2 separate regions of the Homo sapiens genome follow, and region 1 is linked to region 2. A link is a loop called in an ENCODE intact Hi-C map of the cell type or tissue named here. Cell type or tissue: PC-9. All regions are shown on one strand. Links, peaks and the distances in the headings refer to the core of each region. The heading gives the core; the rest is flanking DNA. Region 1 overlaps THSD4 (thrombospondin type 1 domain containing 4). Region 2 overlaps THSD4 (thrombospondin type 1 domain containing 4).

Region 1 (15,123 bases), core at 1,372-5,371, 95 kb after region 2:
GTGTGTTACCTCAAGTTAATGTTTTAACCTCTCTATCTGCCATTTTCTTTACCTATAAAATGAAAACATGGTAAAACTGTTTTTTGGTTTTTCTTTTTTTTTTTTCTTTTTTTTTTTTAATTTTTTTTTTTTATTATACTCTAAGTTTTAGGGTACATGTGCACATTGTGCAGGTTAGTTACATATGTATACATGTGCCATGCTGGTGCGCTGCACCCACTAACTCGTCATCTAGCCTTAGGTATATCTCCCAATGCTATCCCTCCCCTCTCCCCCGACCCCACCACAGTCCCCAGAGTGTGATATTCCCCTTCCTGTGTCCATGTAATCTCATTGTTCAATTCCCACCTATGAGTGAGAATATGCGGTGTTTGGTTTTTTGTTCTTGCGATAGTTTACTGAGAATGATGGTTTCCAATTTCATCCATGTCCCTACAAAGGACATGAACTCATCATTTTTTACGGCTGCATAGTATTCCATGGTGTATATGTGCCACATTTTCTTAATCCAGTCTATCATTGTTGGACATTTGGGTTGGTTCCAAGTCTTTGCTATTGTGAATAGTGCTGCAATAAACATACGTGTGCATGTGTCTTTATAGCAGCATGATTTATAGTCCTTTGGGTATATACCGAGTAATGGGATGGCTGGGTCAAATGGTATTTCTAGTTCTAGATCCCTGAGGAATCACCACACTGACTTCCACAATGGTTGAACTAGTTTACAGTCCCACCAACAGTGTAAAAGTGTTCCTATTTCTCCACATCCTCTCCAGCACCTGTTGTTTCCTGACTTTTTAATGATTGCCATTCTAACTGGTGTGAGATGATATCTCATAGTGGTTTTGATTTGCATTTCTCTGATGGCCAGTGATGATGAGCATGTTTTTTGGTTTTTAAAAGAGAAAATGAGATCACAGCTATAAAAGTGCTTTGAAAACTGTAAAGGGTCAGAGATGGGCTTATTCCTATGTGCATTTTATATCTTCCATAGGGCCTAGCACTGACTAGGCATAATGCTTGTTGGTTGTGATAAGCAGCTTCCTTTAACGAATGTCAACAGCTTCATGAAGGAAACACAGAATAGTGTGGTAGGCAGAATTCTAAGATGATCCCCAGATTTCCTGCTTCTGCTGTACTGCATACCCTGGATAATCCCACGACTGTGAATGTGTTGGAGTTTGCTCCCACAATTAGGTTATGTTAAATGGCACAGTTGACCTTCAGAAAAATTATCAGAGTGGCCTGACCTAATCACATGATTAAAAGCAGATAGTTTTCTCTTTCTGGTCACAGGTTTGAAGTATGAGAAGGATTTAGCATGCTGTTTCTGATTGAAGACAAAGGGAGCTATGTGACAAGGAATGTGGGTGGCCTTTAGGACTCTCAAAGCATCCCTCAGCTGAGGGCCAACAAGGAAATGGCTACTTCAGTCTTCCAGATGCAAGGAAATGAATTCTGGCAACAACCAGTGAGCTTAGAAAAATATTCCAAGCTCTAGATGAGGGTGGTGCCCTGGTAAATGCCTTGATTTCAGCCCAGTGAGACCGTGAACAGAAAACCTAGTCATGCTGTGCCCAGACTTCTGACCTATAGAAATTGTGACATAAAACATTTATATTGAGGGGTGTGACATCAGCAAGATAGTAGAATATGATCCCAGAGATAGTCCCATCAGCCAAGAGAAAGTCTTTATCTGCCAGAACCAGATGGAAAAGACTAGAAGAGGTATCTGCCCCTTCAATCCAAGGCTACATGAATTATGAAGAATCAGGCAAAAATGACACCGCCAAAATAAACTAATAGAACATCAGTAACCAACCCTAAAGAAATGGAGGTCCATGAACTGCTTGACAAAGAATTCAAAATAATCATCTTAAAGTTAATGAGCTACAAAAGAATTAGATAACTAAATGAAATCAGAAAAATAATACATGCATAAAATTAGAAGTTTGATAAAGAAATACAAACTATAAAAAATCCTGGCACTAAGTAATACAACGACTGAACTGAAAAAAATCAATAGAGTGCTTCAACAACAGACTCAATCACGCAGAAGAAAGAATTGGTAAGCTCAGATACAAGTCATTTGAAATTATCTAGTTAAGAGGCACACACACACACAAAAAGAATAAACAAGTGTAAAGAAAGCCTACAGGACTTATGGGACACCATCAAGTGAACCAATATATGCATTATGAGAGTCAAAGAAGGAGCAGAGAAAGAGAAAGAGGCAGAAAACTTGTTTAGAGAAATAATGACAAGAAACTTTACAATTCTGGGAAGGATATTCAGCATCCAGGTCCATGATGCCCAAGTAACCCCGAACAGACTGAACCTTAAGAGATCTTCACTGAGACACATTATAACCAAATTGTCAAAAGTCAAATACAAAGAGAGAATTTTCAATGCAACAAGAGAAAAGTGACTCTTCATAGACAAAGGAAACTCCATGAGATTATAAGTGGATTTCTTGGCAGAAACCTTGCAGGTGAGGAGACAGTGAGGATATATTCAGAGTGCCGAAAGGAACAAACAACCAACCCTGTCAACCAAGAATACTATATCTGCTAAAATTGTCCTTCAGAAATTACAATGACAAAGAGATTTTCCCAAACAAAAGTTCATTATAATTAGGTCTTCCTTACAAGAAATACCAAACAGAGTTCTCCAAGTTGAAACAAAAAGACACGAATTAGCAATATGAAAACTTTTAAAGTATAAAACTCACTAACAATGGTAAGAATATAGTCAAAAATCAGAATAACCCAATATTGTAATGGTGGCATATAAATTACTTTTAATTCTGGTATAAAGTGAAAAGACAAAATAGTAAAAATAACTATGGCTACAATAATTTGTTAATAGAGATACAACATAAAAGTTATAAATTGTAATATCAATAACATAAAATATGGAAAACAGAAGTTAAAAATGTAGATTTTTAAATTCAATCAAAGCTTGTTATCGGCTTAAAATAGACTATTATAGATATAAGATGTTTTATGTAAGCCTCATGGAAATCATGAAGATAAAAACTAGTAGACACACAAAGTACGAAGAGAAAGGAATCAAAGCCTACTACCTCAAAAAATTGTCAAATTGCAAATGAGGACATCTAGAGAGGAAGAAAGGAAAAAAGGAACTAAAAAACAGAAACAATTAACAGTAAGTTCTTAACTATCAATAATTATTTTAAAAGTAAATAGATTAAATTATCTAATCAAAAGACATTGAATGGCTGAATGGATTAAAAAACAAGATCAACTATACATTGCCTATCAGAGATTCATTTTAGCTTTAAGGATAAACACTGGTTGAAAGTGAAAAAAGTCAAGGCTGGGCATGGTGGCTCATGTCTATAATTCCAGCACTTTGGGAGGCCAAGGTGGGCAGATAATCTGAGGTCAGGAGTTTGAGACCAGCCTGGCCAATGTGGCAAAACCCTGTCTCTACTAAAAATACAAAAATTAGCTGGGCATGGTGGTAGACGCCTGTAATCCCAGCTACTTAGGAGGCTGAGGCAGGAGAATCACTTGAACTGATTCAAGTGGAGGCTGCAGTGAGCCGAGATCATGCCACTACACTTCAGCCTGGGTGACAAAGTGAGACATTGTCTCAAAAAAAAAAAAAAAAAAAAAAAGAAAGTGAAAAAAAAAATCCACGTGAATGGTAACCAAAAAAGAGTAGAGGTGACTATACTTAAAATAGACTTTAAGTCAGGAACAGTCAAAAGAGACAAAGAAAATCATTATATGATGATAAAGGAATCAATTCATCAAGAGAATCATCAAGAGAATATAATAATTATAAATACATACACACCCAACATTGGAGCACCCAATATTGACAGAACTGAAGGTAAAAATAGACAGCATTACAATAATAATAGGGGCCTTTAGTACCCCAGTCTAACTAACAGTAAACAGATCATCCAGACAGAAAATCCATAAGGAACAGTGGACTTGAACAACACATAGACCAAATGGACCCAACAGACATGTGCAGAACATTCTACCAACAGCAGCAGAATGCATGTTCTTCTCAAGAGCACATAGAATCTTTTCCAGGATAGAACATATATTATGCCCAAAACAAGTCTTAACAAATTTAAGAAGAGTGTAATTATATCAAGTATCTTTCTGATCAAAATAGTATGAAACTAGAAATTGCAGAAGAAAATTGAAAAATTCACAAATATGTGGAAATTAAACAATGCACCTCTAAATCCACTCTTGAACAACCATCAAGGAAGAAATCGAAAGGGAAAATAAAAATACATATTAATACAAACAAAAATGGAAACACAACATATCAAAACTTATAAGAGACGCAGCAAAAGCAGTTCTAAGAGGAAAGTTTATAGTGACTGTGAAAAAACAAGGATCTCAAATAAACAACGTAACTTTAGAAACTTTAGCTCCTCAAAGAACTAGGAAAAAAAAAACAAAGCCCAAAATTCACAGAAGGAAGAAAGTAATAAAGATTATAGCAGAAATAAATGAAATAAAACTAGAAAAACAACAGAAAGATCAATGAAACTAAGAGTTGGGTTTCTGAAAAGACAAACAAAATTGACAAACCTTTAGCTAGACTATAAGAAAAGAGTCAAAGGCTCAAACAATGAGAAGTGAAAGCGGAGAGATTATAACTGATATGACAGAAACAAAAAGGATCCTAAGAGACTACTATAAATAATTATATGCCAAAAAGGTGAATAACTTGGAAGGATAAATTCTGAAACATATACCACCTACTAAGACTAAATCATAAAGAAATAGCAAATCTGAACAGACCAATGATAAGTAAAGAGATAGAATCAGTAATTCCTCTCAACAATGAGAAGTCAAGATTGGATGGCTTCACCAGTGAATTCTACCAAACCTTTAAAGAAGGATTAATGCCAAAGTTTCCCAGACCCTTCAAAAAAACTGAAAGGGAGAGAGCATTTCCAAACTCTTTTTATAAGGCCAGCATCGATATTCTTGATAGATACAGATGCAAAAATCCTCAACAAAATACTAGTATACTAAATTCAAAACCACATCAAAAGGAACATGTACTACAATCAAGTGGTACTTATCCTTGGGATGCAAGGAAGGTTTGACATGTGCAAATCAAGACGTGATATACCACATTAACAGAATGAAGGACTAAAGTTAGTTATATAATCCTCTCAACTGATGTAGAAAAAAGCATTTGACAAAATTCAACATCCTTCATGATAAAAACTAACAAATCAGGTATAGAAGAAATATACCGCAACATAATATGGCTATATATGGCAAGCCCACAGCTAAAGCCATACTCAATAGTGACAAATTGAAAGCTTTTTCTCTAAGATCAAGAACAAGACAAGGATGTCCACTCTTGCCACTTCTATTCAACATAATACTGAACTACTAGCTGGAGCAAGTAAGCAAGAAAAAGAAATAAAAGGCATCCAAATTCGAAAGGAAAAAAATCAAACTGTCTCTGTTTGCAGATGACATGATCTTATACATAGAAAATCCTAGACCCTAACAAAAAAACCTGTTAAAACTAATAAACAAATTCAATAAAGTTGCAGGATACAACATCAGCATACAAAAACCAGTTGCACTTCTATACATTAACAATGAACTATCCAAAAAGAAATGAAGAAAACAATCTCATTTACAAAAATGAAATACTTAGGAATAAACTTAACTAAGGAGGTAAAAGATCTGTACACTGAAAACTATAAAACATTGAAGAAAGACAGTGAAGAAGACAAATAAATAGAAAGATCTACATTCATGGATTGGAAGAATTAAAGATGTCCATACTACCAAAAGTGATCTACAGAGTCAATGCAATCCTTATTAAAATTACAAAGGCATTTTTCACAGAAACTGAAAAACAATCCTAAAATTCAAATAAAACCACAAAAAATCCTGTATAGCCAAAGCAATCCTGAGCAAGAACAAAGCTGAAAGTATCACACTTTCTGGTTTCAAAATATTATAATGCTACAGTAATCAAAACAGTATGGTATGAACATAAGAAACAGACTTATAGACCAATGGAACGGAATAGCCCAGAAATAAACCCACACGTTTACAGTCAACTGATGATCTTCAACCAGGGTGCCAAGAACACACAATGGAGAAAGAATAGTCTCTCAGATGGTGCTGGGAAAACTGGATGTCCACATGCAGAAGAGTGGAATCAAACCCTTATCTCTACACAAAAATCAATGCAAATGGATTAAAGACTGAATTGTGTAAGATCTGAAACTGTAAAACTACCAGGAGAAAAGAGGAAAAAAGTTTTTTGACACTGGTCCAGGCAATAATATTTTTTTGTTGCACAGGCAACAAAAGCAAAAACAGACAAGTGAGATTGCATCAGACTAAAAATCTTCTGCACAGCAAATGAAACAATCAACAAAATGGAAAGGCAACCTATGGAATAGAAGCTAATATTTGCAAAACATATATCCTGATAAGGAATATAATATCCAAAATATATAAGGGGCTTGACTCAGTAGCAAAAAAATCAAATAACAGAATAGACATTTCTCAAAGTAAGGCATACAAATGACCAACAGGTACATTAAAAGATGCTCAATATCACTAATCACCAAGGAAATGTAAATCAAAACCAGAATCCAACATCACCTCACACTTGTTAGAATAACTACTGCCAAAAGACAAAAGATTAAGTGTTGGTGAGAATGTGGGGAAAAGGAAACCTTTGTACATTGTTGATGGAAATGCAAACTGGTATGGTCATTAAGGAAAACAGTATACAGGCTCTTCATAGCATTAAAAATAGAATGACCTTATAATCCAGCTATCCCTCTTCTGAGTATATATCCAAAGGAAATGAAATCATTACCTTGAAGAGTCATCTGCACTCCCATGTTCATTTCAGCATTATTCACAATAGCCAAGATATGGAAATAACTTAAGTGTCCATTGATGGATGAATGGATAAAGAGAATATGGGGTGTGTGTGTGTGTATATATATAACACACACATATGTGTATATAAGTAGATATATACACACACACATATATATGTATATAATGGAATATTATTCAGCTTTAAAAAAGAAGAAAATCCTGCCATTTGCAATAACATGAATGAACCTGGAGTACATTATGCTAAGTGAAATGAGTCAGATACACAAAGACAAATACTGCATGATCTCACTTATAGATGGAATGTAAAAAAAGTTGAATTCATGAAAGCAGAGAGTAGAATGGTGGTTACCAGGGCCTTGGTGGTGGAACTTCATGTTGGAGAGATGTGGAGGTGTCAGTCAAAGGGTACAAAGTTTCAGTTACACAAGATAAATAATTTCTGAAGATCTAATGTACAACATGGTGACTATAGTTAATGATACTGTATTGTATGCTTGAAATTGAGTAGATCTTACATTTTCTCACCACACACACCCACACAAAGATGTGAGGTGATGGATATGTTAATTAGCTGAATTGTGGTAATCATTTTACAATGTATATATATATCAAAACATCACATTTGATACCTTAAATATATACAATTATCATTTGTCAATTATATGTCAATAAATCTGGAAAAAGAAAAGCTTAGACTCTGGAGCCTAACCGCCTTAGAGTCTGCCATTTAAGGATTTAACTTCTTTCCCAATGTCACTTCTTACTTTATAGTCTAGACAAAGCCTACATCTCTCCATATCTCTCTAGCGTTTCAAGTCCAGCTCGCAGGTCACCATGCCCATTTCCCTGAAATAATTTTCCTCTCCTTGGAACTATCCTAGCATGACATCTATACTTCTTACTGCCTGCTGTGTACAAATTACATGTATTCTTTTTTGAAAACTCTCTCTTGGGAAAGCACAAATTTCTTAAGAGCAGGATATTATTATGTGATTTTTTAATATCTCCAATTAGTCACAGTGTAATTTGCATCCTGTGGTTGCTTAATAAATGCTAGGTGAATGACAAATTCGTCATTCGATGCTGAGCATCACCCTCCTCAAAAAAAAAACCCCACCGTTTATGTGTTTTAAGCCACTAAATTTGTGGTAATTTGTTATATAGTGATAGAAAACTAATATACATAGAGTTGGGCAGGTTTGGTCACCAGCTAGGTTTTTAATTGCTCTACTTATAAACAGGTGTCTCTCATTGCTATTGTTTTACCTTCCAAACCATGGTGTCTCCAATATTTTGAAAGCTATAAATGGGAAATAAAACCCAAGGGTTGAGGGCAGAGGAGAGATACATGACCCAATTTGAGGGGATCTACCATGTGGAGGCATTTACTACAGAGTGGAGTAGAATCACCCTTCAAGAGTACAGTAGCAATCTTTTCTCAGTCCCAGGGAAGTGACTTTAATCAAATGACAGATCTTCTGACCTGTGTTAACTAAGGCTGAGAAATGGAATTTAGATGGTAGAATTATTATTTTTCACACCTATGCTCTCCCTCTTCTGGGGACTTGTTTACTCAAAGGGATTTCCAGTTCCCTTTCTCATCGGAACTCCATAGGCTTCTGCTACGCAGATGATCATGAGAACAGGCGTGAGGAGCCCCTTCTCAGGAGGACATTCTGGCTCTCGGTAATGCTCACACACAGCTGGCCTCAAGCAAGTTAACAATAGCTACTGTACAACCATGAAGAGCCAGCTGTTATGGAGAATACAAAAGAAGTAAAGTAATAACACTGCCTTACCTAAATCCAATTTATCCCCAAATTTATAAAGGCAACTTATCTTAAACTGAAAACATAATTACTGCTAGTTTGATTAAAAAGTTAATGCACTCACGCCTGTAATCCCAGCACTTTGGGAGGCTGAGGTGGGTGGATCACGAGGTCAGGAGATCGAGACTATCCTGGCTAACACGTAGAAACCCCATCTCTACTAAAAATACAAAAAATTAGCCGGGTGTGATAGCTGGTGCCTGTAGTCCCAGCTACTCGGGAGGCTGAGGCAGGAGAATCACTTGAACCCGGGAGGCAGAGCTTGCAGTGAGCCGAGATTGTGCCACTACACTCCAGCCTGGGCGACACAGCAAGACTCCGTCTCAAAAAAAAAAAAAAAAAGTTAATGCAGTCCAGAGTCCCCCAAGTCAAATTAATGTATGCAAAGATAACACCAAATATCATTAAAACAGTGTTCATTATTTACTATCATATATTATCACAATATAACCTAAACAAGTATTTTCTATTTATTATTTAGTCTATCGAATGGCTGTTTACCTGCTCGTCGTAGGCCACTTAAGAAGAGTACACTTAAGAGTATACTATAGGCTGGGCGTGGTGGCTTACGCCTATAATCCTAGCACTTTGGGAGGCTGAGGCAGGTGGATTGCCTGAGCTCAGGAGTTTGAGACCAGCCTGGGCAACATGGCGAAATCCTGTCACCACCAAAAAAGAAAGTCACAAAGTCACAAAGCATGTTTATGGATTACATTATACAAAGTTTATATAATTTAACCATTAAAAAAATAAAGTCAAAAGAAATCAATGGCAGAATCCAAATGACATGACACTTATCAAACAGGTTGACATCATAATGAGCATCATCCTTGCTATAAATTAGCAAACCTCGAGTCACCTGTTAAGAAGGGCACTCAGCCAGATGTTGGTGCTAGCTACCCCACTGCCAAGATAACCACCTGGAGTCTACACTGCCGCTTACAAGATGCACCAGTGCAGAGTTTATATATATATTCAATTTATCAATTGTGTGTATATATATTCATTATATATATAATGAATATATATACTATATAGATAGATATAATGTATATATATACTATATAGATCGATAATGTACACAGACACAAGGGTATAAAATCCAGTGAGAAGGGCTCACACATGCCAGGTAGGGGAAGGGAGCAGTGGCTTTAACTGCCAGGGTTGAGGCCACAGTGGAGGCACACAGGAAATGGTAGAGAGTAGCAGCCTCCCTCCATCGGATCATCTGAGGACAGGAGTTTGAGCCCAGCCTGGCCAACATGGTGAAATCCCACCTCTACTAAAACCGCACACGAAAAATTAGCCAGGCATGGTGGGCGCCAGTAATCCCAGCTACTCGGGAGGCTGAGGCAGAAGAATAACGTGAACTCAGGAGGTGGAGGTTGCAGTGAGCCGAGATCATGCCACTGCACTCCAGCCTGGGCAACAGGGCAAGACTCCGTCTCAAAAATAAAATAAAATAAAATAAAATAAATAAATAAAGGTTGCACCAGTCCACAATGGCTTTCATAAATGCCAAGACAGACCCCTTAGAGCTGAATTAGGGCATCAAGTGAAAGTTTTAGTAACGCCAAATGGTTGTAAACCAAAGAGACATAATTTCATAGTATGTACTTCACAGTTTCGAAAGCATTTCTCCATCTCCAAAGCTTCCCCATATACCAAATTTATTTCCAGCCTCTGTGAATCTGAAAACTGGCTTTCACCCCCTCACAGTCTCCTATCCTCCTCGTATTTTACAACTGTCAAGCCCCAGAAAGTTAGAGACCTTAGCCATCATGTTTAACATGTGAGAAGCCAAGGATTAGAGTGGCAAACAGCCTGTCTTCTGGCCATCTCTTTGCATCTCCTCTAGGAAAGCTTTTCTAACTCCCCCAGAACACACAGATCAGTGGATTAGTCAATCAGCAAGTATTCATTGAGCATGTCTGATGTCCTGGCACTGATCGAGAGAAACTGCAAGAGATTTAAAACAACATACAAAACAAAATTTCCTTCCACAAAAGGAATTACAGTCTAGTTCAGCACACAGGTGAGATAATTTTGAATATGAGAAATACTTAATAAAGTACTAAAGGTTTTTTTTTTTTTTGTTAGGACAATCATGTAATATACTCTGGAGACATTTACAGTTCATACTGCATAATCCAGTACTTTCCAAAAATACCATTTATTATATAAAACATTCTATTTATTTAAAAAGTAATTGTATATCACTCCAATATAGGCTTTTGGGAGCTCTGAATAAAAGACATTATAAGGTTGATAAAAATGGAAGAAACCAGGAAACAGAAAAGATATCAAGCTTAAGGGTATAACAAAGCTGTTCTGGCTGAGTACAACACCTGACTTTGAGACCACTGGTAGCCAAGGCAAAAAAGGTAACATGTTATCTTTTTATCTGAAAGGGGGAGAAAAGATAAATTCAAAGGAAATTAGAAAGGATACTAAAATTTCCTTAACGTCTACTGTGTGATATAAGAGAAAGTGTCCTTAACACTGAGGCAGGAGAATCACTTGAATTCAGGAGGCAGAGTTTTAGTAAAATCAAATGGTTGTCAATCAAACTGACATAATTTCATAGTATGTACTATGTACATGACTGTCCTAACAAAAAACAAAATGAAGGCAGAAGTAGATTTTTAATTGGCTGTTTCATCTTTCATAAAAGCTAAGAACATAGTAGCAGAATGTAGCTTTCTGGAGGTGACGTGTAGAGGGGCCTGAGCTGAGGTCCAAGTATTTTGACTTGCTCAAAGAGTAGATTCAGAATTCCCAGTGAGAGGGGAGGAAGGAGAATGTTCCTTAAACTGTTTTCCTAAACATCTTTAAAAACAAACAAACAAACATGGTTTTTAATAGGAGCTCAACTGCAAATGCTAACAGGTAGTATTTTCTGTTAAGGTCCTGATGCATGCAAATGTATTGAGAAAGATTATACTAAATATTTTTCTCTTATTCAACCACAGGTTTTCAGAATATTGGATTTTATAGAACAAAATTTCCAAAAAGAATTTTGAGGGCTCCATGGATTTGTCCACTTTTTATTGTCAAGTGAGAACAATTTTTTTTTTTTTCCACAAAAAAGACTACTATCTAACTCTTACTATCCTTTCATAAAAGACATTTTAATACCAAAAAACTGCAGAGGACATAATCTCATAATAAAAGAGAAGTGATATAAATGAACAAATTTAGCTTCATGTAAGACTCTACAATAGTCTTCATTTTCACACTTTCCTCAGGGCCAGTGCAAACGGCATTGAGAAGGATTTAGGAACCTCTGACCTAGATTGTAAGTATCTTGCAGGCAGAGCCTAGCCCACAGACAGACAACTTTCTAACTTTTTTCATTCCTTTGCCAAATATTTGTACACTCAACACCATATAAAGTAGACTTTTTTGTTGTTGTTGTCGTTGTTGCTTTAGAGGGATTATTCATAAATTTCCTACAGTCCTCTGGAAAGTCCATATAACTAGCAGCTCCACTTTAGAGACAATAATGAGGGAAGGTCATCTAGTGGTAATACACGTAACTACAGGCTTTCCAAAATAATCTTTCTAGAATTCAGTTTCCAGGTATGAATTTTGGCTCAATGTAGGACTTCAAACACAACTTATTAAAGACGAAGAAACAAAATGTCCCGATTTCCAGTGCATTTCTGGGTATATGAAGGTACTCTTCTTGTTCATTCATTTTAGTGATTTTATTTATCACCTACTGTATTCAAACAGGATTTTAGGCAACTTACAAAGTATGCAATTCAAAGCTACCTTCTAGTTTTTGCTCATCACTAAAACAAAATAAAACTTAAAGTATGTACAGATGAGATCTGTTTAAAGGAATAATAATATGAAGCTAAAAGTGAAATCAGTGCCAAAATACATGTCACATGGTCTTTGTATTTGCTGGTGGTAGATCACATATTCAGCCTTAAGCTTTCCAGCAGACAACTTGAAGAGAGAAATCCATTGGCTTCCTAAGTTACAAATCCATAAAATTGAAAAAACCAAACAAGCCCAGCTTTAGAGAAGTCTAGGTTTGCCTAGTGCTGAGACAAGAGAGTAATCTCTCCCATGGTGCAGTAAAATGAACAATGCCCTCAGCAACAAGCTGGTAGTAAATACGATAGTGAGATGCATGAGTTCGGTTTCCTATAACTTCCTCTATATACGGCTGATGCATCGCTAAAGCCCCAAGCATAAAGGTAATTCCACAGAAGACTATAATGCTGTGGTCCAGGTATGCAGCTTCTGCCAGTCCTGCTTGGTCAGAACATATTCCAGGATATCTAGAGAAATGGACTAGATTGTAACAGTTTCAGGCAATCGCTATGGTAGATTACAAAAATGGCTATACCTGTTCATGCCTTTCCATATCAATTCCTGTGGAAATGTGACTTTGAAGCTCCTCCTGTGAAGAGATGATCACGGTCATGTATGAGATATAAGACCTCATGTTTAGAGGTCTTGTATCACCTCTAACCTGGGCACTACAAACTGAGGCTCAGACAGACAAACGGACTGCTCAGGGTCACATAGCATGATGCCAGAGATGCAAACCTATGTGTGACAGTCCCTTTGACATCCTAATGCCCACCTTCATAGCCATCGCTGCTGACTTAGTTAGTGAAAGGAGATTCAGGACCCAGTTATTGGTACCATGAGGATCCAGGTGAGGATGGATCCTTTTTAATTGGATGGATGGTACCTTTTTAATTATATGATCTTGGTTTAGTGTTTCCAAAACTTAGTGTTAGGTATCATGAGGATCTAGATGAGGGAGTCAGCATACCTTTTAATTATATGAAAAATAGTTTAGTGTTTCCAAGCCTCATTTTGCTTGTCAGCAAAAGGGGATGACAATAATATCTACCAGGGTTGTTGCAAGGTTCAAAACTTGAGCCTATCATAAATGTTTGCCATTGCATTGACACACAATAGGGGCTTAATAAATGTTGAATGCATACATGAAGGGATGCATTACTCTCTAAGGCATATACTTGAACTAAGGGCTGTGGCTCACCATCAGACACTACAATACAGGGTCAGTCAGCAAATATTCACTGACTGTCTACTGTGCACTGAGGTACTGCGATACAGTAGTGAGCTAGAGAAGTTCTGCGCTACTTTCTCAAGAATTGAAATTATGGTTTCGCCTCTTCAGTCAATACCCATCTGAACTGCAGGCATTCACTCCGACTTCTCTAAAATCCTCTATGGAACATTTTAAAAAGATTAAAAGCCCTTCATTCAACAGACATTCATTAGAATCCTTGCTTGTCCTAGACACTCCAGTAGGTGCTGGGGAAACAGCTAAAATCAAAGTAATCAAAGCGACACAATTAGTATTAAGTTACTAAATGAAGTCACAACTAGTGAGGCTGCAGGAAATCAATCAGAGCTCATATTGACATTTATTATAGCTCATAATCCTTCAGAAACAGTTGATTCATAACCTACCTCTACAGCAATGGAGAGCATATGAATGGAGCACATTGTAGAAGGGAAATTAGATTATCCTATTCCCCAAAGAGTAATTAATTTATACAGTGGATTTGAGGAAATATTTTTACATTAAAACAGTATGGTGTTTAACTTATTTCACAGGTGGCATTTGAGGGAAAAAGGGAACTATTGAATAGAACCAAACTGTGTAATTCACAAAGCACAGATTAAAGTTTTGAAAGGTCTAGAAACATTCCTTTGGCCAATTGGTTCCTGAAGTCAAACGCCTTTTCAAAGCTACCTTCTAGTTTTTGCGCTTCACTAAAAAATGAAGTTTCTTCGGTCCTTGGATTTCAGATTAAAAATTTTCACCCACGTCCCTCCTAAATGTCTTTCTAAGAGGATCCCTATCTTCTATTCTCACTGCCACCACCCTTGGCATTCCCTGCCTGGATTCGTTTAACAACTTTTCCCAGATTTAATAAATACTGGGCACCTACTGCATGTCAGGCACTGTGCAAGGCCCTGGGTGAGCAGTAAACAAGTCATGATTCCTGTACCTAGGAGGCTCGGATTCCTCACCCACCAACTCTCCCCAGAAACCCTAAGTCTGTTGTCCCTCCTGCAGATGCCACAGTGTATTTCCCAAAGTGCATGTCTGCCAAGCTCAGGCCTCTATGTGTAACCCCTAGCAGCCTCACGAAGTCTTTGGGATGAAGTCGTCCTCCTTGGTGGGGCATCAAAGGCCTCTCAGGGTATGCCCTCTACAGACTTCTCCAGGAACAGCTCCTGGCATGCCTTCCCAGGTATCTTAAACTCAGGCCAGAACAAAGACCTGGCACATACCTAACCCTGCCAGGCTCCCTTTCTTGACATTGTTTGCCTTTCCTGGAATGACCTCTCCTTTCCCCTCCCAACCAACCTCCTTCCTGTGTGTCACTTTGTTCTTTGAG
Region 2 (15,123 bases), core at 6,569-10,568:
GAGTCTCTTAAAAAATTAGGACACAATTCACAATATGACATCAGGATTAATTCACTGGAGCATGTAAATGCACTCATGTTTAGGGTGAAGTCTGGGTCCCAGTGATGACTAATTCTACACAAGCTCTTAAAGGCTGAAAGGAAAATGTTCTTTGTAACCTTTGGGAACTATAGAAAAATTAACAGAAGAATTCTGGATGGGGCTCAAGACAGAAGACTGGCTTGTAAAGGCTTCCCACCAGTCAATAAATCAAAATCATGTGCTAAATGCTTTATTGCATGCAGAGCATGCAGTTGGGAACTGTGGAGAATTATGAAGAGACGGGAAAATACAGATTTGTGCTCAAGGAGCTTTTTCATTAAAATAGAAGGTAGAGGCAACTGTTACATAGAATACATCTGAACACATGTGAACAAAACAAACATTTACAGGAGATTATAACTGAAGCCACAACTGCAGCCTAAAACAGACTTGGCTAATAACAGACTTAGCTCATAACAGACTCTCAATAAGTGAATGAATGAATAAATGAGAAAAAATGAACAAACAGGTTAATTTGCATATTGGCATACTTTGCATTAGTAATTTCCAAATATTTGCATTCAAATATTTTTGATTGATGAATGGTTGATACAGATGAATTTCTGAGGTGCTGGTTTGTTTTTTTTTTTTTTTTTGAGACAGAGTTTCACTCTTGTTGCCCAGACTGGAGTGTAATGGCACGATCTCAGCTCACTGCAGCCTCCGTCTCCCGGGTTCAAGCAATTCTCCTGCCTCAGCCTTCCGAGTAACTGGGATTACAGGTGCCCACCACCACTCCTGGCTAATTTTTGTATTTTTAGTAGAGACAGGGTTTCACCATGTTGGCCAGGCTGGTCTCAAACTCCTGGCTCAGGTGATCCACTCGCCTTGGCCCCCCAAAGTGCTGGGATTACCGGTGTGAGCAATGGCGCCTGGCCAAGGTGCTGGCTTTTAAGGTTAGCTTGTGAGTTCAGCCGTTTTAGTGGTTTTTCACGGTCTCTTATGCCTGTTTTCTAAAAACAGAAAGTGCTGTCAGGAGGAAGCAATAATGCTCTGGTTATAGCTTCCTGGTCCTAACAGCAAATATCCCATAACTTCTAAAAATTATAGCATAATTTTTCATATAGAATAAAATTTAAAACAGCAAAACCTAACAACATTAAGAGGTGGACTCAATAGTCCTTAAAGAACAAGCAGTTAAAGAAGGTGGACATCTAGTGAGAAGTCTGTAGTTTAATTTTTATTCTCTAGGGGTTAATAGATGCCACCTGCCTCATGCTCAGAGTTGACTATGAAACTTTTATCAACTAAATGTTGGAAGGAAGCGTGATATCCTGCTTTGGTACCAGCCAACAGGCAGGATATGTGACTGTCCATTGCCTTGGTTACTGTTCATCTGCGTGCTGGTAGAACTCTCCTTTAAGATGGTCAACTAGTGTTGACTGAGATATTCCTAAGTCTTAACCAGTTTTCGGACCCCTGCCAGGAATTCATTTAGTGTGGCGGTCACCAAAACACAGTCTCTGAGCCAAATATGGCCTGCCACCTGCTTTTGTAAATAAAGTTTTATTGGAATCAGTCACTGCTTTTGCATAGGAGAGTTGAGTAGTTGTGACAGTGTCCATAGGGACTGCAAAGCCTAAAATATTTCCTATCTGGCTGTAAATCTTCAGTTTTCTTGCTACTGCTTCCCCCCACAGAGATTGGAACAACAGAGTGCACCATGTCCTCCATCACTACTGACTTCCCCTTCCCCCAAGAATGGGTCTAGGGACTCCTCCTCTTCCTTTGTCCTTATAACCCAAGCTTAGCAATATGGTGTTTGTGGGTGAAACGTCATGTCATTACTCTCACTATCCCATGTGTTCTGATTTCATGGTTTATATCAACTGACAGAGACTGATGAAGTGATGAAGAGGCAGTGCTCTGGCCATCTCAAAACAAAGGTGCTCCTATGTGGAGGGAACAGCTGTCCTTTTTTGTCTGGTATAAACTGTATAGCCCTGATTCAGTAGACAGAGAGAGAAACAGTTTCTTTCTCACCTCAGCCCTCAAAATCATGCAGACTACACTCTCCAAAGCAATACAATCAGGTATTAACAGCACAAATGCAACCAGTTAAGCATGTAAATCTCAACAGATGCCTCAAGTAGTTTGGGTTAATAAGTGAATCCAACTTACACATCATGGGTATAGAGTTTCAGTTTTGGAAGATGAAGAAAGTTCTATGGATGGGTGCTGTTGATGGTTGTACAATAATGTGAATGTGCTTAATGCCACTGAACTGTACATTTAAAATGGTTAAAATGGTAAATTTTATGTTATATATATTTTACCATAAAGTTTTAAAAATTTCTTATTAGGGGAAGCTGGGTTAAGAGTACATGGGAACTCTGCATTCTCTCTGCAACTCTTCTGTAAATTTAACATTACTTGAAAATAAAAAGTTTAAAAAAATGGATATATTTCCATTTACTTGGAAAAGTATATCTGAAAGTATGGTCCTTAAGATCCTCTCAGGGGATCTTTGAGATTAAACCTATTTCCATAACAACTCTAAGATGCTATTTGCCTTTTTTTCTCTTACTCATGAGTATAAAGAACATGACAAGTTTATTGATGTGGTTTCAGATTTCCCATTGCAACTAACCTTTAAGAAACTACCACTTTTCTAGTTTGGTATAGTATCAAAGGAGAAGATTCACAATGATCTGAAAAGACCACTAAACTACCTCTCTATTTTCCAACTACATATTTATGTGAAACCAGATTTTCTTCATATACTTTAGCCAAATAATCTATCACAATAGATTGGAGAAGCAGATATGAGAATCCAGCTGTCTTCTATTAGGCCAGACATTAAAAGATACAGTATTTGCAAATTGTAAAATGATGCCACTCTTCTCAAAATGTTTTTGCTCTGGGAAATAGTTACTTTAAAAAAACTGTTACTGTATTATATAGTGAGTTTATTATTGTTATTTGAAAGCAAAGTAATATAAAATTCTCAAATTTCAGTTTAAAATGTGAATACTGTAAATATTAACGAATAAATTCATATGAACAAAAGCTCTCTGGGGTCTTCAGTTTTAAAGAGGAGAAAAGGGTCCTGAGATGAAAACATTTAAGAACCACTGAGAAAACAGCAAAAACAGAAGTGTCACACATTGAATTTATGCAATTTAAATACTCTTATTTCTTTTTTTTTTAAAAAGAGGAAACCAAGGTAGAAATCATAAAACAGAAGTATGTGAATTCAAGAAAGAAAAACACACATAAGAACCTGAGAGCTGGTCTCCAAGACATTTTTGAAAATAAGCAAATTTAATAAAAAAGCAATAAAGCCCAAATAAGAGAATATATCAGATGATGCTGAAATTAAAAGTGAATTTGATATGTAATTCTATACTACATTTGAAATTCTCCATGAAAAAGATACATTAAAAAATTACCAGCTTGATTTAAGATGAACAAGAAAACATAGTAGACTCACAGCCATAGAAGAATTGTTACAAGTTAGCAGTAATTTCTTCCAAAAATATTCTAGTGCCAGATGTTTTTTATTGGTGAGTTTTTATAAAAATCTGAAGGAACAGATTATTATATAAGCTTTTCCAGAGCACATAAAAATTGGAACACTAACCTAACCTCCACCTCAGAGAGGTAGCACAAAATGAAAACAATAGGCCAATCTCACTTCGGAATACAGATTTTAAAAATCCCAAATAAGGTCCTAGCAAATTGAATTCAACAGAACATTAAAAAAACCATTCAGCAAGATGAAACAGGGTATAATCCAGGAATTCAAGGATAATATAGAAAACTTTAAAGAAAAAATAACGTAAGTAGGTGCCAAAATGTCATTTAAAACTCATCCTGGTAAAAAAAAAAAAAGATTACAAGATTAGAAATAGACTTTCTTACCCCAATGATGAGCATGTAATCATATATTCAATTAAAATATTTATTGAGCATACATCCATTTTCCTTGCTAGTAAAAATTAGGAGCATTCACATTAAAATCAGAGATAGGTTAAGGATGTCTGCTATTCAGAGTAATTACTATTGGAAAGGAGGAGGCAATATTATAATTATTTCTATATGGTATGATTATATCACTAGAAAACGATGAGAATCAACTCAAATTACTCAGAATTTATAAAAGCGCAACGAAATTACCAGATAGAGGTAAATATAAAAAAACCCATAACTTTTCTGTATATTGATAAGAATTTTAGAGATAAAAAGGAACAGATTCCATTCTTTGTCATCATCATCATACCACAGCAAAATGCAATTAAATACCTATGATGAATCTTTACAAGGAATGCAGAGAATTTATATGGAAAATAACAAAACTTCACTGGCAGATGTAAGCTATTTGAATAAACGGTAATAAATGCTATGTTCTTAGACTGAATGGTTTTGTTGCTGTTTTGAGATGGAGTCTTGCTCTGTCGTCCAGGCTAGAGTGCAGTGGTGTGATCTTGGCTCACTGCAACCTTGCCTCCTGGGTTCAAGTGATTCTCATGCCTCAACCTCCTGAGTAGCTGGGACTATGGGCACCTCCCACCATGCCCAGCTAAATTTTTGTATTTTTAGTACAGATGGGGTTTCACCTGTTGGCCAGGTTGTTCTCAAACTCCTGACCTCAAGTAGGCCGTTCGGCTCGGCCTCCCAAAGTGCTGGGATTACAGGTGTAAGCCACTGAGCCTGGCCAGACTGAACATTTTAACCATGTCTACTCCTCCCAAATGAATTTATAGATCTAATACACTCTGGGCATGAATCAGGTTGGAATTCAAGGATCACATTCCTTAAGACATTGACAACCTAACTCAAATAGCAGCCTGCTCTTCCAGCCAGCACTCATTCTCCTCTTCCCCTGTTTTATTTTTTATAGCATGTCTCATCATCTGAAATTACCTTTTTGTTCTTTCGTCTCCAGTTTCCCCGGTAGAATTTTGTAAATGCCATCAGGGCTGGTGTGCCCTTTTCTGAGTATTCCCAGTACCCAGAATTCCACCCGGCACACAGTAAGGACTCAGTACATGTTTATTGAATGAATTTAACATAATTGCGTGCAAACACCCATAGGATTTTTTTTTTCCTTACATATGACAAAATGGTTTCAAAAATTCACCTGGAATAATGCTAGACTGTCTGAAAATTGTTATTGAAAAGAAGCAAGGCTGGGTGCGATGGCTCACACCTGTAATCCTAGCACTTTGGGAGGTCAAGGTAGGCAGATTACTATAGTCCAGGAGTTCGAGGCCAGCCTGGCCAATATGGTGAAACCCTGTCTCTACAAAAAATACAAAAATCGGCCAGGCATGGTGGTGTGAGTCTGTAGTTCCCGCTACTTGGGAGGCTGAGGTAGGAGGATCTCTTGAGCCCAGGGGGGTTGAGGCTGCAGTGAGCCATGATTGCACCACTGCACTCCAGACTGGGCAAAGAGTGAGACCTCGACTCAAAAAAAAAAAAAAAAAAAGAAGAAGAAGAAGAAAGAAAGAAAGAAAGAAAGAAAGAAAGAAAGAAAGAAAGAAAGAAAGAAAGTAGCAAAAGAGGGAAGAATTGCCATGCCAGATACTAAATCACATTTTAAAGCTATGATAACCAAAATACTCTGTGTGGTACAGAAATTATTTGACAGATAAATGGAATACAATAAATGGTAAGTATGTGACTTAGCACATTCTACACATTCCAATGTTAAATAAATGAACCACTCAACAAATTGGTTTGTAAAATTGGCTAAACATTAGGAAGAAATCTACCTTCTCATTTTATACTCTACTCCAAGGTAAATGTTAAAAATGTTGAGAAAAAAAAAAAAAAAGCCAGATACAAAACAGTATATGCTGTATTATTCCATTTATATAAGGTTTTTCTAAAAACAGACAAAAACTAATGTATGGTGTGAACAATCACGGTAGTGGTTCTTTCTGCGGTGGGGAGGTTAGTGACAGAGAGGGGACACTGGAAGGGGCTTCTGGGAGCTGATCAAGTTCTATTTCTTCATCTGAGTACTAGTGACGTGACTGTGTTCACTTTGTGAAAATTCATCAAGCTGTACTTATAGTTTTGAATAGAGAACTTTTCCTGTGTATTTATACTTAGCATTTCAATAAAAAGCTTATCCAACAAATAAGTAAGTGCTAAGCCAGCCAATGGCTCTGGCCAGACAATAGGCTTTTGGCACTTAAACAGGTATCTCTTTTTCACTTGTGCTTTGAGAAGAGGGGATAAAGTCTGTGATGAAAGTTTAACTTACTTAATTGTAATGAATTCAGCAGGTCCATAAAGACCTTGGGTTGAACTATGTCTTCATCCTTTCCAGGGGGGGTCGGATTTCACAGGGGCTCCAAGGGTCCCCATGCTGAATGGTACTGAGAGACCGTGCCCATGACCCTCACATGCTGACAGCAGAAATTTCACTGTTCTCTGAGGCACAGCTGAACATTTTAAAGACCAACACATCAGAGAATAGTAAGTCAGTATTCATATTAAAAGAGGAACATCTAATAGCCCAATCCTCATACTTGCCTAGGTCTGAAATACAAGTGTTGATCAACTTCCGTTTGCCCCCATGAACATCTTGGTACCACCTCAAGCCAATGAGCTGAGTTAGGGGACACCATATTTACTGGATACAACTCAAACGGTGCTTGATCTTAGTTCACTATCAGTTAGTTATAAAGGCATGTGCCATGTAAAACTTTTTTTTTTTTTTTTTTGAGACGAAGTTTCACTCTTTTGCCCAGGCTAGAGTTAAGTGGAACCATCTTGGCTCACTGCAACCTCCACCCCCCCGGTTCAATCGATTCTGCCGCCCCAGCCTCCCGAGTAGCTGGGATTATAGGCTCGCCACCACACTCTGATAATTTTTGTATTTTTAGTGGAGATAGGATTTCCCCATGTTGGCCAGGCTGGTCTGGAACGCCTGACCTCAGGTGATCCACCTGCCTTGGCCTCCCAAAGTGCTGGAATTACAGGCATGAGCCACCACGCCCAGTGTGCCACGTAAACTTTTGATACTGATTGTTGGCTTGATAAGTCTAGAAAAAAATTGTCTTTTGCTTTTGGAAAGGTATTTATTGTCTAGACAAAGTCTCAAAGCACAATTATGTGGATCTCTAACCATATAATCCTGGACTAATTTGTATAACAGTAGCAACAATTAAAATACCATAGTAGGGCCGGGAGCAGTGGCTCATGCCTGTAATCCCAGCACTTTGGGAGGCCAAGGCAGGTGGATCACTTGAGGTCAGGGGTTCAAGACCACCCTAGCCCACATGGTGACACTGTCTCTACTAAAATACAAAAATTAACTGGGCATGGTGGCACATGCCTGTAATCCAGCTACTCAGGAGGCTGGGACAGGAGAATTGCTTGAACCTGGGAGGAAGAGGTTGCAGTGAGCTGAGATCATGGCACTGCACTCCAGCCTGAGCAACAGAGTGAGATTCCATCTCAAAAAAAAAAAAAAAAAAAATTACTAGTAATGACATCTGATGTTTATTGAATAAGTATTTTGTGCCAGTCATTGTGCTAGATGCTTTACCTGTTTTACCTTATTTAACCTTCCCAATAACCCTATGAGATAAATATTATTGTCAATTCATCTTACAGGTAAAGAAAATGACATACGGAGAGGTCAGGTAACTGACTGAAGGCTATAGAGCCAGAAAGCTGCGTGGCTGAGAGTAGAACTCTTAACTTGCACAATTCTGCTCATACTGAAATGTTTGAGACAGTACTTTGGGTCCTTTGGCCAGTGAAACTGATAATTCAAATTTTTCTTAAAATTCCAAGTGAGTCCTAGCCATGCACGATTTTGTAAGTTAAGGAGGACCTAGCAATGATGTGGAGTATTTATTTACAAGAAATCTTAATGCAGTTGATTAAATCCTTTTTCTCTGATCAACAAATTTTTACCCTACCAACAGAAATTATCTTACAGGTTAATATTGGTCTTCTCGCAGCAATTCTAAAAACTTGGCAAATATGTGATTTGTTAGGGATAATTAAAAATCAAGGAATTCAACTGAAAGCATTCATGTAGGACAGGATCTATGCTGCCTGCTGAGAACCTGCTGTTTGGATTGGGACCTTTGTATGGGAGAAGGCTTAGAGAACCTTGGTGTTCCCAGAACTTACCAACAAAACAGGAAAGACAGGAAAGGCTGGACTAGGTTTCAAAAGTACTGCTTTAGAGACAAGGGAAGGGATTTAGCTTATCTCAAATGCAACCACTCCCCTCTTTTTAAAGAGGACTGATTACCTAAATTTCCAACTCCCAAAATTATTTATCCGTCTTTTCTACTCTGATTTGCTCCAGATCATCTCAAGTTTCCAAGTGCAGTTTATCACTCCCTGATGTAGCAATACTGTGGTGTGTATTACGTTCTTCTATCATAAGGTGCTCAACCTACAGTCACTGATTAAAAACACACGCAAAAACTCTGGTTTTCTAACACGGTCAAATTTACTGTTTGGAATCACAGAGCCCACTGACATAGCAGTATCCTTGTTATTAGTCACTTCCCCTGCCTCAGACTCTTCCTATAGGCCAGGCCTTTTTACAGCAGCCGCTCCCCCTCCTCCTCTACAACTGCCCCAAACTGTCTGCAGAGCAGAGGCAGGACCCTGTCACAACTCTTCTCCAGCCGAGCATCTTCAGATTTAATACAAAGGATGTGGTTCAGGATGAAACAGGCCTAGCTATACCCTGTATTTGCAGTCTCAAATGTCAAGGTCACCCTCACTTATTTCATAAGTGACTAAGTCCAGAACATGCCTCACATTCTTCCTTCTCTGTACCTTAGCTTGTGCTGCTTCTTCAGATTGAAATGCTCTTTCCCTATTTCTTCTGAGAAAAGCCTATCCATCCACCAAAACAAGGGTGGGCAAACCACAGCATGAGGGCTAAACTTGGCGGCTGGCTTTTTTGGTATATCGTATTTTATTGGAGCATAGGCACCCCCATTCATTCACATATTGTCTATGCTGCTTTCTCACTGTGCAGCTGAGTAGCTGTAACAGAGGCCAAATGGCCTGCAAAGCCCAAGATATTTACTATATGGTCTTTCCAAAAAAAAGGTTGCCAGCCCCTGCTCTACAAGCCCAGTTTAAATACCACCTCCCCCAGGTGCCTCCTCTGATTATCCTATTAGAGTTAATTTCTCCATCCTTTGCACTCCCATAGCACTGGGTCTCTTTTCAAAGTCATCAAAGGATTTCCAAATGGACAGTAAATGCCTTTCAGGGAAGGGGCCATGTATCGTTCAACTCTTTCTCTTCATAATATATTGTACACAGTAGGTGCTTACAGATATCCATTGAAATGTTTAATTATCTTGCAGGAATATCAATTCAGACAAAGAGCAATGTTTTCTTTAATCAAAGAAAGAAAATCAGTCCTGATTCACACTAAACACTAGATAATAAAGGGAAAAATAAATATTGATCAATGAGACAAATTCTGCCCCCAAAGCATAACAAATATAGGCGTGACTATAAGGCCACAAAGAAAGTTAAAGGGTGGGGCTATGTGAAAGTACATTTTCCAAGGAAGAACATGAATATTGATTCAGAATTCAGACAGAAGGAGTGAGTCTTTCCCATGCTGACATTTATATGGTTTCTAATTCAGAGAATAGTGTCTGGCTTGGGGACAGAGTAGGGTAGAGTCAGGAGATGCCAAAAGTTATTCTTAAAGCTGTTGATGCTAAAACAGCCAGAGCAAAGCTAATAAAGGCGGTTCATGATGAGAGGGAGAAAGGAGGCTTATCTTCAAAGACCACCCCTTCAGTGACTTATCTGCAAGACTTCAAGGTTTAGAAGAAGAGCACAATGTGCCTAGAGTTCTGCTTAATAAAAAAGGGGAAAGGGTGCTCAACTTCTTCCATGGGAAAGTAAGGCCTGAAGAGAGAAGAGGGCAATCTTAGAAGGCAGGTTTCACATTTCTGAAGCTCTGATGCTCACGAGGAAGGAAGAGAGGCTCCCAGTGAGAGCAGTAACCATGGAGAAGCAAAGGGTGGGTCATCCCCAGCTGTTGGTTAAGAAATCTTCAAGATTACTGTTTTTCTCAGGAGTCACTTCTCTTTCATTAAGTCAACTATATTTATTAAACGTTGTTTAAACCTTAGATATCTCTTCTTGGGGCTTAGCTTGTATTAGTTCCCTAATGTGGTAGCTCAGTGATCTAACATATCACAAAAAAGCAAGACTTTGATTCAAACAGGGAAGATTTAAATGCACTTCCAAGTGGGTTAGGGAATAGGCGGATCTAGGGACAGTGTTAACCACATTGGACTTGCAGATAATGGATTCTCAGCTATTATCCTAATCCAGATAGGAGACCTGGGAGCGATTAACAGCCCTGCTGAAGATGCTGTCCTTAGGCGCTGCTGCCTAGAGTGGGCTAGGAGACAATGTTATTCCTCATGCAAGGATAGCGGTGTCAAATCACTTCCATAAAAATTCAAGACTCAGCCAGCTCAGCAACTGTTTCCTGCATTTGAGGAAAGTATCACATTAAGTGTAGGAAAACAGGTGTGGGCATTTTGCATATTTCTGAGACAGACGATACAATTAAAAGCAAAAACAAACCACAGCTTAACTATTTCCCCAGAAAATGAAAGACAAATCCATGTACAAACAGGAAAACTCAGTCTCACATTTCCAGGGTAGCTAGGTGCTAACTATCAATACAAAGCAGAAAATGTGAAACAATCAGCAGAAGGGGGTGGGGCAGAGTTGATTTCCTTTCGTTCCAGCATATCTGAAAGCTTTTCAAGGCAAAGGACTCTGAAAGTGAAAAGAAAGTCCCTGTAAACAGATGCAAGGACATCAGAGCTGTCCTAAATCAAAGGGAGGTGCGCTGTCAGACACCATGTGGAAAGTATGTAATCCAAAAGTAAGTCCAGGAGTGCTAAAACAAACAACAGCATCTTTCCAAATCACAGCAAGAGGGCACAGTCTCTTTGGCATGGAATCTTTGTTTTGTGAATATTTGGTTCTGGACAAGAGTCATAAAAGCTTTTGGTGAAGAAAAGGCAAGAACTGAGTCCAAATAAAAAACAAATACTCAATGATCACTTTCCTCATCTACCAGCATTGACGAGGAACATTCAGCCAAGAGTCAGGATATCACTTTGAGTTGTTTGTGACTTAATCGTCTCCAGGGGCTGCCATGACCTGCAGCAGGTAACAAAGCCCAGCGCAGCATCTTGTCCTGATGCCTCAGAGCTGACCATTGGTGCCTATTATATCACATGCTTAAATACTCTTTCAAAAACACACTTGAAGTGTTGGCGAGAATGTGGAGACATTGAAACTCTGGTTGGAAGATAAAATGGGGCAGTTGCTGTAGACAGCAGTTTGGCAGTTTCTCAAAAAGTTAAATATAGAGTTACCATATGACTCATCAATTCCACTCCTAGGTATATACCCAAAAGAATTGGAAGTAGTGACTCAAACAGGTAGTTGTATGCCAATGTTCATAGCGCATTATTCACAATAACCAAAAGAGAGAAACAGCCCAGGTGCCCATCAACAGATGAATGGATAAACAAAATGTGGCATATACATAAAAAAGAAATGAAATTCTGGTGCATATTACCACAGGGATGAATCTTGAAAACATTATGCTAAGTGAAATAAGCCAGACACAAAAGGACAGATACTGTGTGATTCTACTTGTATGAGGTTCCTAGAATAGGTCAGTGCATGAGGCAGAGAGTTGAAGTTACCAGGGGCTTGGAGGACGGGGAAAGAAGGGGGCTATTGTTTACTGAGTACAGCTTTTGGGATAAGAAAATATTCTGAGGCTGGGCGCAGTAGCTCACACCTGTAATCCCAGCACTTTGGGAGGCCGAGGTGGGCAGATCACGAGGTCAAGAGATTGAGACCATCCTGGCCAACATGGTAAAACCCTGTCTCTACTAAAAATACAAAAATTAGCCAGGCATGGTGGTGCATGCCTGTAGTCCCATCTACTTAAGAGGCTGAGGCAGGAGAATCGCTTGAACCCGGGAGGCAGAGGTTGCAGTGAGCTGAGATCGTGCCACCGCACTCCAACCTGGGCGACACAGCGAGACTCCGTCTCAAAAAAAAATTCTGAAAATGGATCGTGGTGATAGCAGTGAATGTACTTAATGCCACTGAATTATACACTTAACATCATTAAAATGATAAATGTTATGTTTATATATATTTTACCACAATAAAAAAAGAAAAAACACACACTTGATGTTTTATTTCTCTAAAATGTTCTACTCTTTTTAAGAGCTGGATACTCTTTTAAAAGCTAGTTCCAGAAGGTCTGCTGAGGCAAGATGGTGCAAGTCTAGTGACTAAGATAATAACTATGGAGATTTAGCCCAAGGATTCCCAAAGAGAGCATGGGATGCATGATTGTAATCAAGTTTGAGGTAGCAGTGGGGACAGGGATGGAACAGTGAGGAGGGTGCAAGATGGCTGCAAGGAATTCAGTGGAACATGTCTTTCTTCCAGTGGCTGGGAAGTGAGAAGACACAAATACCACCCCACCCTGCCATATTTTTCTTGCAAATGGCCATGGTCATAAACATGCAGGGAAGGTCATAAGTGAGGCCTGTGCCCAGGTTCAAGTCCTGACTCCACCCCTCACAAATTGTTTACCACAGGCAGGTCCCTCAACTATAAAATGCAGATGATGACATTAGTTCCCACCTTGTGTGAGTGTTGTGAGGGTTAGATGAAGGAGGTGGGAGACCCAGGATTCCAAGCATCTAGTGAGTAGTAATATGACTCCAGTACCACGAGCGAGGTCTCATGATCAAGAGGGGCTAAGATGTCTGAGCACAGAACCCCCACACGGGCTGCACACCATGCATGGGCCTCAGGAGAGCCAGCACGACCTTTATTTCTGTATCCACACCACTGAGCACAGTTCCTGGCTCATGGTGTGTACTCCAGAGAAGACTGTCTAAGGCTGGCCTGTTTGTCTTCAAGGATTGCACGGCCTCACCGGGAAGAGCACAGACATGTAAACAGATAAACTACAGTAAAATATATTTAAGTACCGAGCTGGAGAGATGATCAGAGTTCTATGAGAATCCAAAGAAAAACTGACTTTCTTTGCTTTTCTTTTTTTTCTGTCCTTTATTCTTCTGCCATGTATTAAGAAAGCAAGAAAGGACTCCAAACACCACAGGGCTGGCTATAAAAGGGCATTTTAAGATGGTACTTCTGTTGTTGGGGCTGCCTCACAGCTGTTCAGAGATAAGCAATCTAGGGGCCCACTACCAAGAACTGAGTGAAATCTGGAAAGTAAACCAAAGGAGGGGGATTGGATTGGAAGCTAAGGATTCAGAGTGAGCTGATGAATGTGAACTTAATGGTACATAAAACGGTCATTCAAAGAAAACCTTAGATATTTATTGTTATTTTAAAAATATCATTCTGAAATAAGTGGCCTACAAAACTTCAGCACTGAAAGGGATCTTAGTGATCAAACAGGCCAGGGTTTCTTACTTCAGCACCACTGAGGTTTAGAGCTGAATAATTCTTCACTGTGGGAGCCGCCCTGTGCACTGTGGAAGGTTCAGCAGCATCCCTGGCCTCTATCGACAGATGCCAGCAGCACCCGCCTCCCCCCTTCTCTGCCCTCACTGTAACAATCGAAATGCCTCCAGCCATTGCCAAATGTATGGGGAGCGGGTGCAGAATAGTCCCTAGTTGACACCTACTGACATAGGGAAAAGGCCTTTTATCCTGAAAGGACATTGCAATCACCTTTAAAGTTTAAAAAAAAATCCTGAAGTCCAGGCTGTCAGGCTGTGCCCCTGACCAATTAAACATGCAGGTGGGACTCAGGCATCAGCATAGTTCAAACATGCCTCACACAGCATGCCTCCCATGAGTGCAATGTGCAGCCAGGGTGAAAAGCACTGATCCAGGGAGATATGGGAACTAATAGGGTTGACATGCAGGGTATTTTACCTACATTTTCTCATTTAAAGGTAATAGTTCTATGACATTGTAATTGTTTTCCTATTTTGCCTATGGGGAAACCGAATCTCAGAAAAGTTAAGGAACTTGTCCAAGAGCATCCCAGCTGGAAATAAGAGCTCTGCAAAGACCAATTTCAATGGGCAGAGCTGGACTGTAAATGGAAGACAAGGCCAAGAACTGGAGACCACATAAGAGCAAGAGCAGAGGAATGCCACTTAGACCACTGGATGCAGCCTAGGGCTGGGGGAGTAAGGTGGAGAGGCATAAACACATCATCACACATTTATACCCCTAGAGAAACCATTCTCTGAATAGAATGAGGTCAGCACAGGAGACGCACAGAAGAAGCATGTCTACTTTTCTTTCTCTTTTTGTTCTTCTGGGAAGAGGCAACTACTCCGACAGACAGTTGGGTGCAAAAGCCATAAGAACACACAACTGTGCCAGTTAAATCAGGTAGGCTTTTGATGTCTAAGAAGAAAAGTATATGGCCAGCCGTGGTGGTGGGCGCCTGTAGTCCCAGCTACTCGGGAGGCTGAGGCAGGAGAATGGTGTGAACCTGGGAGGCGGACCTTGCAGTGAGCCGAGATCTTGCCACTGCACTCTAGCCTGGGCGACAGAGCGAGACTCTCTGAACAACCTGCTCCTGAAATGACTACTGGGTACATAACGAAATGAAGACAGAAATAAAGATGTTCTTTGAAACCAATGAGAACAAAGACACAATGTACCAGAATCTCTGGGACACATTTAAAGCAGTGTGCAGAAGGAAATTTATAGCACTAAATGCCCACAAGAGAAAGCAGGAAAGATCTAAAATTGACACCCTAACATCACAATTAAAAGAACTAGAGAAGCAAGAGCAAACAAATTCAAAAGCTAACAGAAGGCAAGAAATAACTAAGATCAAAGCAGAACTGAAGGAGATAGAGACACAAAAAACCCTTCAAAAAAATCAATGAATCCAGGAGCTGGTTTTCTGAAAAGACTGATAAAATTGTTAGATCGTTAGCAAGACTAATAAAGAAGAAAAGAGAGAAGAATCAAATAGACGCAATAAAAAATGATAGAGGGGATATCACCACCGATCCCACAGAAATA

Evidence for each region. Hi-C counts contacts between places; a loop is a spot of excess contacts. Peaks named below come from ENCODE experiments on the same cell type or tissue, not always from the same donor. Only the 100,000 strongest peaks of a DNase experiment are listed, where the experiment ranks them.
Region 1: it touches region 2 in a loop (2.8-fold over the local background); 1 of 110 quality-filtered maps calls a loop at or near these places.

The regions. Positions count from the first base shown.
Region 1 is chr15:71,572,783-71,587,905 of GRCh38, reverse strand. The region is part of intron 7 of THSD4 (thrombospondin type 1 domain containing 4); the gene reads right to left. Among named protein-coding and RNA genes, the nearest start is that of THSD4-AS2, 110 kb to the left of the region's middle. RefSeq lists an enhancer at 14,902-15,123. In PC-9, for the core only: no CTCF peak of the experiment used is centred there; no DNase peak of the experiment used is centred there.
Region 2 is chr15:71,673,310-71,688,432 of GRCh38, reverse strand. The region is part of intron 8 of THSD4 (thrombospondin type 1 domain containing 4); the gene reads right to left. Among named protein-coding and RNA genes, the nearest start is that of THSD4-AS2, 11 kb to the left of the region's middle. In PC-9, for the core only: no CTCF peak of the experiment used is centred there; DNase peaks (open chromatin) are centred at 8,212 and 8,692; H3K4me3 peaks cover 1,365 bases; H3K27ac peaks cover 3,207 bases.